Regions from separate parts of the Homo sapiens genome. Here region 1 is linked to region 2. The links are chromatin contacts, found by Hi-C or POLR2A ChIA-PET in ENCODE. All regions are on one chromosome and are shown on one strand. The core of a region is the stretch at or near the end of the contact, and the rest is flanking DNA. Distances in the headings are between cores, read along the strand shown.

Region 1 (6,440 bases), core at 2,614-5,113, 2.0 Mb after region 2:
CAAAAAATTAGCCGAACATGGGGGTGGGTGCCTGTAATCCCAGCTACTCAGGAGGCTGAGGCAGGAGAATCACTTGAACCCGGGAGGTGGAGGTTGCAGTGAGCTGAGATCACGCCATTGCACTCCAGCCTGGGCAACAGAACAAGACTCCGTCTCAAAAACTAAACTAAAATAAAAAAATAAAAAATAATAAGATAAAATTTGATTGGAAGTTTAAGCTGTAGATGGGTCTGAAAGTGTGGCATGTGAAATACATGTTAATTAGTTTGAATTAATGTAAGGGTGCTTCTCGATCTTAAAACTAGCAGTGTAAGCTTAAGCAAAAAAAGTTCAGTTTTATTTTTTCCCAGACTAATATAATTCTAGTACCTTCCAAGTGCTAAGGTAGAATTCTGAATGTTTCCAAGAGTGTAAGAAATTGGCACATGGCTGGGTGAAAAGTCATGCCCTTTTTTTCCATTATTCGTCTGTGGATTTCACCCCTCTGGGCTTTCACCTAGCCAAGGGATCTGTAGAAGCTTGAGTTTTGCGCATTTTCTTCTGACTTAGTTTTGGTTGTTTGGTGTTAAGCTTTTCTTCCTGTGGCGTGCCGTTTTACAGTAGTATCTTCATTTGTTGATTCATTCACTCAGTCAACATTTAGTAAATATTATGTGACAGGCAGCCATGGGAAATATACTGATGAATAAGACTCAGTTCTATATTTTATTTTATTATTATTTTTTAAGACAGGGTCTTGCTCTGTCACCCAGGCTGGAGTGCAGTGGCACGATCTTGCCTTACTGCAACCTCCACGCCCAGGGCTCAAGTGATCCTGCCACCTCAGCCTCCAGAGTAGTTGGGACCACAGGCATGCACCACCATGCCCAGCTTTTTTTTGTATTTTTAGTAGAGACAGGGTCTCATCATGTGCCCAAGCTGGTCTGAAACTCCTGAGCTCGCGTGTTCCGCCCACCTTGGCCTCCCAATGTGTTAGGATTACAGGTGTGAGCCACCGCGCCGGGCCAAGGTTCCATTCTTGTCTTTCATGAGCTCGTTACATAAATGGACCCGATAGATACGCAGACAATGGACTGTAGTACAGAGCAGAATGAAGTAAGCTTTGTGATGTGTGGACGGCCAGATAGCCGGACTTAAGGGGTTAAAGAGAGGCTCTTGGGGGGCATATAGGAAGCAGACTGGAGGCAACAGGCTTCGCCGGCCTCCTGGGGAAGATGCCCTAAGAGAAGGCAGGGAGCAGAGCTGAAGATGGGCGAGTTGGTGGATGGCTGGGCCAGATCGTGGAGGACCCCAAATGCCATGTGAAGGAGTTTGGGTTTGATACCAGGCTTGGAAAGAGCTGCTGAAGGGTTCTGAAGAAGGGAGTGGCGGTCTTAAGGTTGGAGTGCAATTATTAGAAGTGGGGAACACAGGGGAAGAGCAGAAGCCAGTGGGTCTGGTGTAAGTTGAGTTTGCAAACCAGAGGGTCATCCATCCACAGAAGTGCAGTTGACCCTTGAACAACACAGGGTTTAACTGCGTGGATCCACTTACACGCAGATGTTTTCTAACCAAATGTGGGTTGATTTGAGGGATGCTAAATCTGTGTATAGAGGGCTAACTTTTTGTATAGGCAGGTTCCTCAGGGCTGACTGTGCAGTTGGATTTTGGTATATACGGGGGTCCTGTAACCAATCCCCTGCCTATACCAGGCGTTGACTGTAATTGGGAAATTTCTCAGAGATAACTGGAAATTCTGGTCCAGAGCTTAGATGAGAGGATTTAGGGCTTAGTTTAGATTTGAGTGTACAATTGTCTGTGTTATTTTGAAGCCCTGAGGGGGAAAGAAGTTATTGGGAGAAGTGGGTTCTAGTGAGAATCCTGGGGTCCGCCTATGGAAAGGAGCTGGTGGAGGAGGCAGATGGAGCAGTTAGAGTGGTTGGAAGGGGCCCCAGAGGATGCAGTGAGAGGAAGGTGAGTGGGGGAGATGATGGTGAGGGGTTAGCAGTGTCTGCAATTTCAGAGGGGTTGATCCCTTCATTCTAGATAGTCACCTTATCACCCTTGTTTGCTGTCGTTACTGTATATCATGTCTGATTTCAGAAATTTTATTTCACCCAAAGCCTTCAGACCAGCAGCTCTTGGGTTGAGAGGAATGGTTCCCAGCCCTTTTTGCACATCAGTGTTCCCAGGGTTGCTTTGAAAGAGTACTTGGGCCACTTTTGAGAGTGTGCATTCCTGAATCTCCTTTCCAGAGACTGTGATTTGAATGGCCTGAGTTGCTCCAAGCTGCCCAGGGAATTCCAATATGCAACCAAGTGTGAGAACCCTGATGCAGACTTCCACAGGGTCTGCTTTTTTGTGTTCCCGCTGTGTCGTGGCTGCCTGCCGTGGTTGCTTCAGGGGTCTCTGAGCTTGCCATCCAGGGTGTGTGTTAACTGTGTTCTTTTCGAAAGCAAACTAAGACTGTACTGAAACTCCTATAATCTGGTGTTAATAGGTAATATGGTGGGTTAATTATTCACATGGTCTGGCTAATAGAGAGCTCGTGGTATACCATAAGTAGATTAGGAATTGTCAAAGAGTTTTAATGTCCTTAAGTGTTAGAGCTACACATTATTATTATTTTTGTAGATAAAAAGGCCTTTAAATCCTATAGACTGGTTGAAGTTCTTGAATATTTTTGTACTGTAGATACATGGAAATCCCAACTAATGGTGTAGTTGATGGTGTATGGGTGCAGGGGTTAGTTGGCCTTATTGGCCTCTGGCTAAGTGCATTGTGATGGCTTTGACTCTGATTTTCTTTTCTGTGACTGTTTTAAGTCCCAGGAAGAACTGGCAGCCCACAGATGCTGCAGCAGCATTTGAAAAGAGAATATTGATCGCAGGCGAACTTAACCTGGGACTAGGGTGGAGTTGGAAAGGTGGCGGTGTGACTGTATTGACAGGTGCTCTTTATGGAGCGATGACTCCTGTGCCTGTGGGTGAGCGTAAGGGACATGTGGGGAAAGTGCACTAACGGCTGTTACTGTCTGCTGTGCACCAGGCTGCCAGAGCTGCTGAGGGGGAGAGCAGACAGAAGTTCTTCACCCAGGATATTAATGGAATCCTATTAGAGTGAGTATCGTCTGTCTGTCTGTCTGTCTGTCTGTTTCTGCTATTACTGAGCTTGGGGCAAGCCAGCTAGGGGACAGTGGGAGTACAATTGAACTGCATAAAGGTGACCACCAAGGAGATAAAAGAAGAATTGGATTAACATGGTTTCATTGTTATTTTTCTTTTAAAAATCAAAACACAACAGGGACACCAAGTACTTGTCTCCAGAAGCGATAGACCTCCTTGATCTTAGGCAGCAGGCATTAATAACATGTGATAATCATGGCCTGTTAGAAGAGGATTTCTTGGCAGGTATGAGATGAGGAGAGAGAGAAGGTGTTGCCTGACTGTCTCTGAGAATCCTGAAGAATGAGAGACAGCCTGGTGGCCTCGGGCCTGCTCTGCCTTGGGTGTTGCTTGGCGTCCCTGGCTGTTCCGCTCGCTGGCACTCCTGTTCCTAGTGCCACGTGCATCATCCCTAATGCTGTTCCCACATGCCTGAGCCTCTGAGACACCACGCTGTGTGAATCGGGTTAAAAAACAGATGAGCAAACATTTGTAAATCCAGACTGGGAAAAGTGAATCCTTGTGGCCTGGCCTGCAGTGTTGCCGCTTTTCTCCTGGTTGCAGTTTGTGGCAGGGGAAGCTTGTTGCTCAACAGCTGAGGAGTTTGTGTGTGTAAGAACAGTTGTCAAAATGTGGGTGTTCTACCACATGGCCTCGCCTGGCCGGGACCTGGATTGGCCCCTTGGGTCAGGAAGTGTGAGCTGCAGAGAGCACCTGAGCATTGGTGCGGACGATAGGATTGTGTCAACAAGGAACCTGCTTGAGCGTGCCAAATGTGGACAGCTCAAGGCATTGAAGAGAAATATTTTTTTGCTTATCTAGATGGAGAAACTGGAGGGGTGAGGCTTTCCCTGACCTCATAATGGTTGATAAACGTGGGGACTGGGGGAAAAAAAAGAAATGCTGCCGGGAAGTGTCTCCTTTGAACCCCAAGTAACTCATGACTTTCCACTTTGAAAGCTTTCATGTTTTCTCTATGAAATTTAGTGCTTCAGAGCTTGTTCTCCTGGGCTCTGTTTTCCTGGTATTGTGACCTAAGAGCCTTGGCCCACATTACCTAGCCATGTTCATCAGGCTTGGGAGTTGTTGTTGTTTGTTGATTGCTGAGGATGTGTTTCCTTGGGCATTCAGTTACATTGTGTGACCAACAAGACAGGGTTTGACTGCCGTTGGCTCCTAGCTTTCCTCTCCACGTACGGTGAGCTGATGAAGACAGGAGTTGCAGTGAGCTGCAGCCGGTGGTGACTGTGTTTTGTTCTTCAGCATAGAGGCGCAGACTCGGGAGCTGAGCAGTCAGGTCCGCTCTGGGGTGTATGCCTATCTTGCGTCATTCCTGCCCTGCAGCAAGGATGCCCTGCTCAAGCGTGCTCGGAAACTTCACCTCTATGAACAGGTGGGTGACTCTAGAGTGAAGCCCTTTGGCTTTGGGGTCCTGGCGGAGGGGTGACTGAGTCTTAAGCAATGATGCGTCTGCTGCCCCACTGCCTCCTTGTGATCACCCCATCATGCGTCCTGAGCGTAAGAGCGATGTGTAAACCTGCCTTGAATTGTGTCCCGCTCTTCGCAGGGGGGCCGTCTGAAGGAGCCTCTCCAGAAGCTCAAGGAAGCCATTGGCAGGGCGATGCCAGAGCAGATGGCCAAGTACCAGGACGAATGCCAGGCACACACGCAGGCAAAGGTTGCCAAGTAAGTTTGTCCTGGCGCTTGCAGGTGCAACCCTCCCGTCTTGCCTCTTCCCCTCCCGTTTCTCGGTGTGTACTGCCGTTTCCCAAGGAGCCTCTTGGCTCTTCTTTGGCCTTTTCTCCTTCTCTGTGAAGTCCCAGTAGTGCAGAGTGAGGGGAGAGGCGGTGGGCAGGAGCACCTTGGGGCCCCATGTAATTCTATTCACCCCGTAGGATGCTGGAAGAGGAGAAAGACAAGGAGCAGAGGGACCGGATTTGTTCGGATGAGGAAGAAGATGAAGAAAAAGGGGGCAGGAGGATAATGGGACCTCGGAAGAAGTTCCAATGGAATGATGAGATCAGGTGTGCCCACACTGGGACTTGGCCTCTTTGGAGGGTTGGTGGGGCAGTGTCTGAGCACGTCCCCTATTGCTGACAAAGGTTAGGCTCATTTACTTTCATCAGGGCTGCTGAAAGCACATGATTGGAACCTTGGAGCAGCATCTGAAGTAGTTTGGAGTTTCTGATTTCTGCCTCCTTCTCAGGGAGCTACTGTGCCAGGTGGTGAAGATCAAACTGGAGAGCCAGGACCTGGAGAGGAACAACAAAGCCCAGGCTTGGGAGGACTGTGTGAAGGGCTTTCTGGATGCGGAAGTCAAGCCCCTCTGGCCCAAAGGCTGGATGCAGGCCAGGTGAGGGCCGTGTGCTGAGATGGGCATCTGTGCAGTCAAGACACGTTTGAACGCTGCTTTTGTGCCAGGCCAACAGGATCCTTGCTCACAGGGAGTCACTGTCTAGCTGCCTCAACTCTGATCTCACCTGAGTAACTGGGGGACATGCAGGTAGCTGGGAAAGGGTCTTCTGGATCTTCCCTGGAGGAAGGGAAGTTGCCTCCAGGGTTTTGTTTTTGTCATTTTTTGTCCCACTTCAGTTGATGTTTGGCCTCCCATCTCAATATGCACTTTCCTTTTTTTTTTTTTTTTTTTTTTTTTTTTGAGATGGAGTCTCGCTCTGTTGCCTGGGCTGGAGTGCAGTGGTATGATCTCAGCTCACTGCAAGCTCCACCTCCCAGGTTCACGCCGTTCTCCTGCCTCAACCTCCCGAGTAGCTGGGACTACAGGTGCCTGCCACCATGCCCGGCTAATTTTTTGTATTTTTAGTAGAAATGGGGTTTCACCGTGTTAGCCAGGATGGTCTCAATCTCCTGACCTTGTGATCTGCCCACCTTGGCCTCCCTAAGTGCTGGGATTACAGGCGTGAGCCACCACACCCGGCCACACTTCCTGTTTTAACATACAGGCTGCTATGAGCATTTGAGAGATGGGTTCATCTTGGGTCTTTCCTGATGTTCCTGAAGAAGTGTCATTTGCAGGTAGCAGGGCTGACTCCTTATTGGAACTAAGTGCCAGGCTTCCATCTCAGAGGCTACCTTGTACGAAGTCACTTCCTGCGAATGAAGTATTTGTGTCATACATGGGACAGAGAAAGTTAGCTGGAGTGATTTTCTTGATTGGACTCGAATCATCTGTTGTGCGGATAGATCTTGGAACCTTTGAAATTGCTGTCCTCTCTACGTAGGCTGGACTCATACGAAGAACGTTTTTGTTGAGTTTCTCTGGACAAAGACATGCTGGGT
Region 2 (7,319 bases), core at 603-3,102:
CTGTAATAATCCCAATCCCAGCTGCTCAGGAGGCTGAGGCAGGAGAATCACTTGAACCCGGGAGATGGAGGTTGCAGTGAGCTGAGGTCGTGCCACTGCACTCCAGCCTGGGCGACAGAGCAAGACTCCATCTCAAGAAAAAAAAAAAGTAATTAAGTTCTGCTACTATTTTATTTTTGAACAGGGTCTTGCTCTGTCGCCCAGCCTGGAGTGCAGTGGCATGAGCGCAGCTCACTGCAGCCTCCAGCTCCCAAGCTCAAGTGATCCTTCCACCTCAGCCTCCTGAGTAGCTGGGACTACAGCGCATCACCACATCCAGCTAATTTTCTCTTGTTCCTCTTTTCTTTTTTTCTGTAGAGAAAGAGTCTCACTATGTTGCCTAGGCTGATCTCAAACTCCTGGGCTCAAACGATGCTCCTGTCTCAGCCTCCCAAAGTGCTGGGATTACAAGCAAGAGTCACTGTACCCGGCCAACATGGATGAACTTTGAAAGTGCTATGCTAAGGCTAGGCGAAAGAAGTCAGTCACAAGAGACCACATATTTGTTGCATGATTTCATTTATATGAAATATGCAGAATACGCAAATCTATAAAGACAGAAAATAGATCATATTACTTAGGGCTGGGGTGATTAGCAAATTGGAGGGTGGTGGCTAAAGGTTTCTTCTTGGAGTGATGAAAGGTTTTAAAACTGACTATGGTGCTGTTTGCACAACTCTCTGACTATACTACATATCATTTAATTGTACACTTTAAATGGGAGAAATGCATGGTATGTGAATTATATTTCAATAAAGATCTTACCAAAAAATAGTAAGCTGATTGTGTTAACATAGTTTTATGAAAAAGTACAATATTTTCCCAAAGAAATTTAGTGAGACGAGTGACATAGTTATACATTTTTGCAAATATCTTTGTTGCGGGCTTAAAAGAAGACTACTGGCTCTCATACCTGCTTCTACATTCAATGTGTTACATCACACGTCATGCAGACTTTGTAATACTATGTAATATTTCTGCTTTTTTTTTTTTAGACACAGTCTCACTCTGTCGCCCAGGCTGGAGTGCAGTGGCGCCGTCTCGGCTCACTGCAACCTCCGCCTCCCGGGTTCAAGTTATTCTCCTGCCTCAGCCTCCCGAGTAGCTGGGATTACAGGCGCCCAGTACCACGCCCGACTAATGTTCGTATTTTTAGTAGAAACGGGGTTTCACCATGTTGGCCACGCTGTTCTCGAACTCCTGACCTCAGGTGATCCACCCGCCTCGGCCTCCCAAAGTGCTGGGATTACAGGCGTGAGCCACCGCGCCCGGCCCAGGTATTTTTTTGTCGTTGTTGGCTTTCTGATGTAAGAAACAACTGTCCCTTCTCCCCCGTTGACTTATTTCCTTCAGTTTGGACTCATATCGTAGTCAAGGTTATAATCCGTTGCTATCGCTGTTTATTTGAATCTCACACTGGTTCCGCTCTGGGGTAGGGTCACTGGGGGCGTCAATGAGATGCATGAGAATCGCCTTCCCACGGGGTCAGGAAACTGACAGGCCCAAGAGTGCATCTCAGCAAACGCTCCGTTTCCTGCGGGCAGCCTCAGATACTGGGGACCGTCCTGGGGTCTCAATTAAGCGCCCCCTACCCCAGCCCCTTTACGCCAAGAGCGTCCTGTTCAGCTCCCCCATCCTAGCTCCGCCCCTGGACGCCGCCGTCCAATCTCGGGATGGCCCCGCCTTTTCCGTGAGTTACGTCCCCGCCCCCATGCGCTGACAGGCCAGGCCTGCGGCTCGGCGCCGCGCAGGGAAGACCCGGAGCAGCGGTTTACCTAAGGAACGGGCCGCGCGGTCTTGCTGCGCATGCTCTGAAGTAGCGCGCCTGAGCGTTCCGCAAGGCCGGCTCCCCGGCGGGGTCGCGCGCGCGGTCACGGGGCTCGCTCCCGAGGGGCAGGTCGGGGCTGGGAGCTGGTGCCCGGGTCGGGGTGGCGGCGGCGGCCTGGGTCGCGGGGTCGACGCTCGCTGCTGCAGCGGCAGAGGCTGAAGGATCCGCCGCGGCGCTGTCGCGGGAGAGGGAGGGCCCCGCTGCCGTCGGTGAGGACAGGCCCCTGCGGGCGGGGAATGTCCCGCGTCCCCGGCGTGGACGCGCCCGCAGCCCGGCTCTCCCGGGGGTCCCGAGGGTTGCGGGTGCTGGGGAGGGGTCTGCGTCCCGGCGCTCAGGCCGCCTCCTGTGGGGTCTCCCGCGATTCCCTCCTTGCTCCTCGCCCCTCCATCCCCACCCCCCCGTCCCCTGGCCTAAGCCCGACACCCCCACATCAAGGATCCCCGCACTCGTCCGCCGTTTCCTGGCGGTGTCTGCCCCGCCCAGCGCTGCCTTCCTGGACCCGCAGCATCAGCCCCGTCCCACGGTTGCAGCTCGGGCGGTCCCAGTGACCTTGCACTTTTGCGGGTCGGGACGCACCCCGCTCCCGCTTCTGACCCTATAGATCTCCGGTGACGGCTTTCGAACTTTGTTGACCCACAGCCGACACTGAGAAATGCCTTTTACGCGTGTACTCTGTGCCTGTGGGTCTGGATGACTGAAGCACAAGTTTAAAGGGAGACGCTTGTTTAAGCTCACATGACGCAGCTGGATCTGTTCGGATTAAATTCCGTTCCATTCTCTTCCACCCCGTTCCAAAAGGCTGCTGCTAACCCATGGAGCCTGCACATAACGGGTCTGACGTAGTTGAAACCCTCGCTCTAAACCCTGCCTGTTGTTCCTTTATTCCTTGTACTGGAAGCTGAACTCCCATAGTCAGATAATCATGTGCAAACTCCAATTCCAACGAAATGGCTTATTTTTATTTGCATATTTCTGCTTTCCAAGGGCCAATATGATTTCCAGGGCTTGATCTAGATTTTCTCGTGTGATTATATCATGTTTCTCTTGTTCCTTTCCCAAGTGCTACTGGCGGGACGTGTGGAAGGAACAAGGCTGAGGTTGGGGCTAGATTGCGGAGTGTTTATGACGCCCAGCTGATGATGCACTAAGGCTGGAGATGGAGATGATTTAATTGGGGAGAGACATGCTGAAAGTTAAGCTTTAGGAAGAGTGACCTGTCAGCACCCTATGTGGAGAATTGGAGTGGCTGCTTGCCAAAGCTGGCAAGATCGTTCAGAGGCTTTGGCTTGGGCTAAAGAGGTCGTGGTAAGGGATCATGTCCTGAGTTGGTGGGAGTGGGAAGGAGAGGGAAGATGGGTATATCAGGCATAGAGGGAGAGAGATTTGAGGATGCATTAGGCTGTGGGAAGGAGTAAATAAACTTATATTATGATGGAGGGTGACTGGGGAATACCGGGCTGGGGGGGTCTCATTGGCCAAGCTCTCCCTTTCTGTGCGCTCTAATTTCTAAGTTGCTTTGGAGCTGTGGCTCTTGGGCAATTCTGCACCCCAGGGAACGTTCTGCAGTGTTGGTGGTCACAACGTGTGGTAGGGCATGACAGTGGGATCTGGCAGGTAGAGACCGGGGTTGCTGCTGAACACCCCACGCTGAACAGGACAGCCTCCCACAGCAGAATCATCCGGCCCAAAATGCCAACGGTGCTGAGATTGTGAAGTTCATTTTTAGAGTAAATTTTAATTATCTGGGCATCTCTGCCACCTTCAACCTCTTCAGGAGGAATGTCTGTGTGCACCCACTGAGCCTGTGATGTCACCATAGTGGTTCATGTCTGAGGCAAGTGCACCTCCAACGCTCATGGTTCAGTTGCGGGTAGGTGGGAGGTGGGTAGACACTGGAGTCATCCAGGAGCTTTAAAAAAAAATTTTTTTAGTAGAAATGGTGGGGGCGAGGGGCAGGTCTCACTATGTTGCCTAGGCTGGTCTCGAACTCCTGGGCTCAAACAATTCTCTCACCTGAGCCTCCCAAACTGCTGAGATGACAGGTGTGAGCCACCGTGCCACCGGCCCATTCAGAAGCTTTTTAAACAGAGGGCCTTCCCTCCTCCCGCTCCTATCACTCAGGACCCCTACTGCACCTGGATGCTGAACACCTTGTTCTTGTCTAATGGTCGACAGTTCATGGAATAATTTCACCTGCAGTATTTCATTTGCCACTTTACTTTCTTCACAGGTGAAACCAGCCCAGAGAAGTTACGGGATTTGCCCCCGGGGCTCCTGCCCAGCAAGCCAGCGCCGTGACCCAGGTGTGGGGGATGATGGTGACGCTTCTCACTCACGTGTGAAGGTAATTCTGTGGCTCCATCAGCTGCCGACAGAGCCGCCTGGTTTTCGAGCCTTACTGATTAGAGTTTGGACCCCTTGGTGTCTGAGAGACACCTGACAGTTGCTAACATGTGACCCTTAGGTCTACGCTGAGCCCTTGTGGTCACCAGCAGGACCGCAGCGTCCCAGTAGGCCATCTGGCATTGCACTCAAATTGCTCCGCACCCTCAATTCTGGGAGAAGGGGAGAGAGGACAGGAGAGTGATGCACCATGAACTGAGACTTTGGAGCTTTCCATGCAAATCTGCCGGCCTGTGCTCCATTCACTTAAGAAATCTGTACTGAGTGCAGCCAGGCATGGTGGTTCACGTCTGTAATCCCAGCACTTTGGGAGGCTGAGGTGGGCAGATCACCAGAGGTCAGGAGTTTGAGACCAGCCTGGCTAACATGGTGAAACCCTGTCTATACTAAAAATACAAAAAATTTAGCTGGGCGTGGTGGCGCACACCTGTAATCCCAGCTACTCAGGAGCCTGAGGAGCAGAATCGCTTGAACCTGGTTCAAGGATTCAGCGGAGGTTGCAGTGAGACAGGATCGAGCCACTGCACTCCAGCCTGGGCGACAGAGTGAGACTCTGTCTCAAAAAAAAAAAAAAAAAAAGAAATTTGTACTGAATGAAGATTGAACATTACAAAAGAAACACATTAGGGCCCCTGTATCTACTGTAAAACAATGGGTATCTACTGTAAAAAAAAAAAGCACTTAAACTAGAGTAACAAAAGTTTCTAATTTTTATTAAATGAGATATTTATTGAATTTATTAAATAATATAAATGTATTAAAATATACTCATTTTTATTACATGCACTGAAATTTTTTTTTTTTTTCCTGAGACAGTCTCATTTTGTTGCCTAGGCTGGAGTGCATTGGTGTGATCTTGGCTCACTGCAACCTCCATCTCCCCGGTAGGTTCAGTGAGTTCTGCCTCAGCCTCCTGAGCAGCTGGGATTACAGGCATGCACCACGACCGACTAATTTTTTTGTATTTTTAGTAGAGACAGGGTTTTACCGTGTTGGCCAGGCGGCAAACTGGGATTACAGGCCTGTGCTACCAAGCCCAGCTAATTGTTGTATTTTTAGTAGAGACAGGGTTTCACCATGTTGGCCAGGCCGGTCTCAAACTCCTGAGCTCCACCTTACTGGCTAACGGTAAGTAAAATCTTTAACATGTGTTTGCTTTATATGAGTATAAAAGAATTGTATTTCCTTTGTTTTGGTCTAGGGCACTGTTTTTGAAACTGCTTAGTCATTGGTCCTAAAATCATTAGGTTCCAGTCAGCAATTTTTAAAATTACATGGGCTGGTCGCAGTGGTTCACGCCTGTAATCCCAGCACTTTGAGAGGCCAAGGTGGGCGGATCACGGGAGGCAGAGGCACCAGAATGGCTTGAGCCTGGGAATCGGAGGTTGCAGTTAGCTGAGATCTAGCCACTGCTCCCCAGCCTGGGAGACAGAGCAAGACTCTGTGTCGAGAGAAAAAAAAAAAAAAGAGAGAATCCAAAGAAGAATCTACAAGATTCTAGATCAGGAATATTGAAATGAATGTGCAAATGGAGGCAAAACTGGCCTCTTCTACAGTGGCCAAGGAAACATATTTTTGATTATAAGGCTGATTTCATCATATTTGGCCTGATTATGTAGTGCAGCAATAGTACTGATTCACCAGATAAGCCTACCTGAGTTTGCCTGCCTGGAAGTCTCCATAAGGAAACTTAGACTTTTTAAAGTCTGTTGTTTTGGCCAGGTGCCGTGGCTCACACCTGTAATCCCAGCATTTTGGGAGGCAAAGACGGGCTGATCACTTGAGGTCAGAAGTTCGAGACCAGCCTGGCCAACATGATGAAACCTCATCTCTACTAAAAACAAAAGTTAGCTGGGCGTGTTGGTGCGTGCCTGTAATCCTAGCTACTCAGGAAGCTGAGTCAGGATAATTAACCTAGGAGGCAGAAGTTGCAGTGAGCTGAGATCATGCCACTGTACTCCAGCCTGGGCAACAGAGTGGGACTCCATCTCAAAACAAAAATACAGGCCGGGTGTGGTGGCTCACGCCTGTAATCCCAGCACTTTGGGAAGCTGAGGCAGGCGGATCACGAAGTCAGGAGATAGAGACCATCCTGGCTAACATGGTGAAACCCCGTCTCTACTAACAAAATACAAAAAATTATCCAGGCCTGGTGGCAGGTGCCTGTAGTCTCAGCTACTCTGGAGGCTGAGGCCGGAGAATGGCGTGAACCCAGGAGACAGAGCTTGCAGAGAGCCGAGATCGCACCACTGCACTCCAGCCTGGGTGACAGAGCGAGACTCCATCTCAAAAAAACAAAACAAAACAAAAAATAAAAAAAAGAAAAAAGAAATTTAAAAATTCGTTGTTTGATATCCTGAGACACAGAAGGCAAGTCCAGGATGCTTTCTCCATCAGATTTTACCTGTAGTACTTAAAATTTGGGCAAATTCCTCTCTTCTTGAGGTTCCCCAAAATACCCCTAAGGTTCCTGAAACTTGTTAAATTGCTAATACTTTCAAAAACGAGGAAATCGGCCAGGCATGGTGGCTCACTCCTGTAATCCCAGCTCTTTGGGAGGCCGAGGGGGGTGGATCATGAGGTCAGGAGTTCGAGATTAGCCTGGACAACATGGTGAAACCCCATCTCTAGTAAAAAAAAAAAAAAAAATAACAAAAATTAGCCAGGCGTGGTAGCGCGCACCTGTAATCCCAGCTACTTGGGAGGCTGAGGCAGGAGAATCGCTTGAAACCAGAAGGCAGAAGTTGCAGTGAGCCGAGATCATGCCACTGCACTCCAGCCCAGGTGAAAGAGCGAAACTCTGTCTCAAAAATAAAAAAAAGTAAAAAAAATTTTTAAAAAGCCATGACTTTCCCAATAATACAAAGTAAGCTTGTTAATAATTTTTTTTTTTTTTTTGAGATGGAGTTTTGCTCTTGTCACCCAGGCTGGAGTGCAATGGTGGGATCTCTGCTCACTGCAACTTCCACCTCCCGGGTACAAGCGATTCTCCTGCCTCAGCCTCCCGAGTAGCTGGGATTACAGGCGCCCACCACGACGCCCAGCTAAT

What was found. A loop is a pair of places that touch in the nucleus more often than their neighbours do. ChIA-PET counts read pairs that join two places held with the same protein, here RNA polymerase II (POLR2A).
Region 1: a map of uterus shows a loop between it and region 2 (11-fold over the local background). The contact joins the enhancer-like site here to the promoter of FLYWCH1 in region 2. A Hi-C loop is called at or near these places in 1 of 168 maps with a recorded cell type or tissue (uterus). POLR2A ChIA-PET finds 5 or more read pairs at or near these places in 1 of 52 experiments (BJ).

The regions. Positions count from the first base shown.
Region 1 is chr16:4,865,806-4,872,245 of GRCh38, forward strand. UBN1 (ubinuclein 1) reads left to right here. Exons shown (of 18, transcript NM_001079514.3): 8 at 3,028-3,098; 9 at 4,407-4,536; 10 at 4,711-4,829; 11 at 5,039-5,167; 12 at 5,350-5,496. Among named protein-coding and RNA genes, the nearest start is that of UBN1, 22 kb to the left of the region's middle. RefSeq lists a silencer at 4,993-5,178. Within about 2 kb of position 3,864, at least 4 of the 41 ENCODE cell types and tissues checked have a DNase peak (open chromatin) inside an H3K27ac peak, as active enhancers do.
Region 2 is chr16:2,910,079-2,917,397 of GRCh38, forward strand. FLYWCH1 (FLYWCH-type zinc finger 1) reads left to right here and starts at 1,853. Exons shown (of 10, transcript NM_001308068.2): 1 at 1,853-2,076; 2 at 4,098-4,211. RefSeq lists silencers at 1,604-1,663, 1,714-2,023, 2,044-2,193, 2,224-2,323, 2,297-2,486.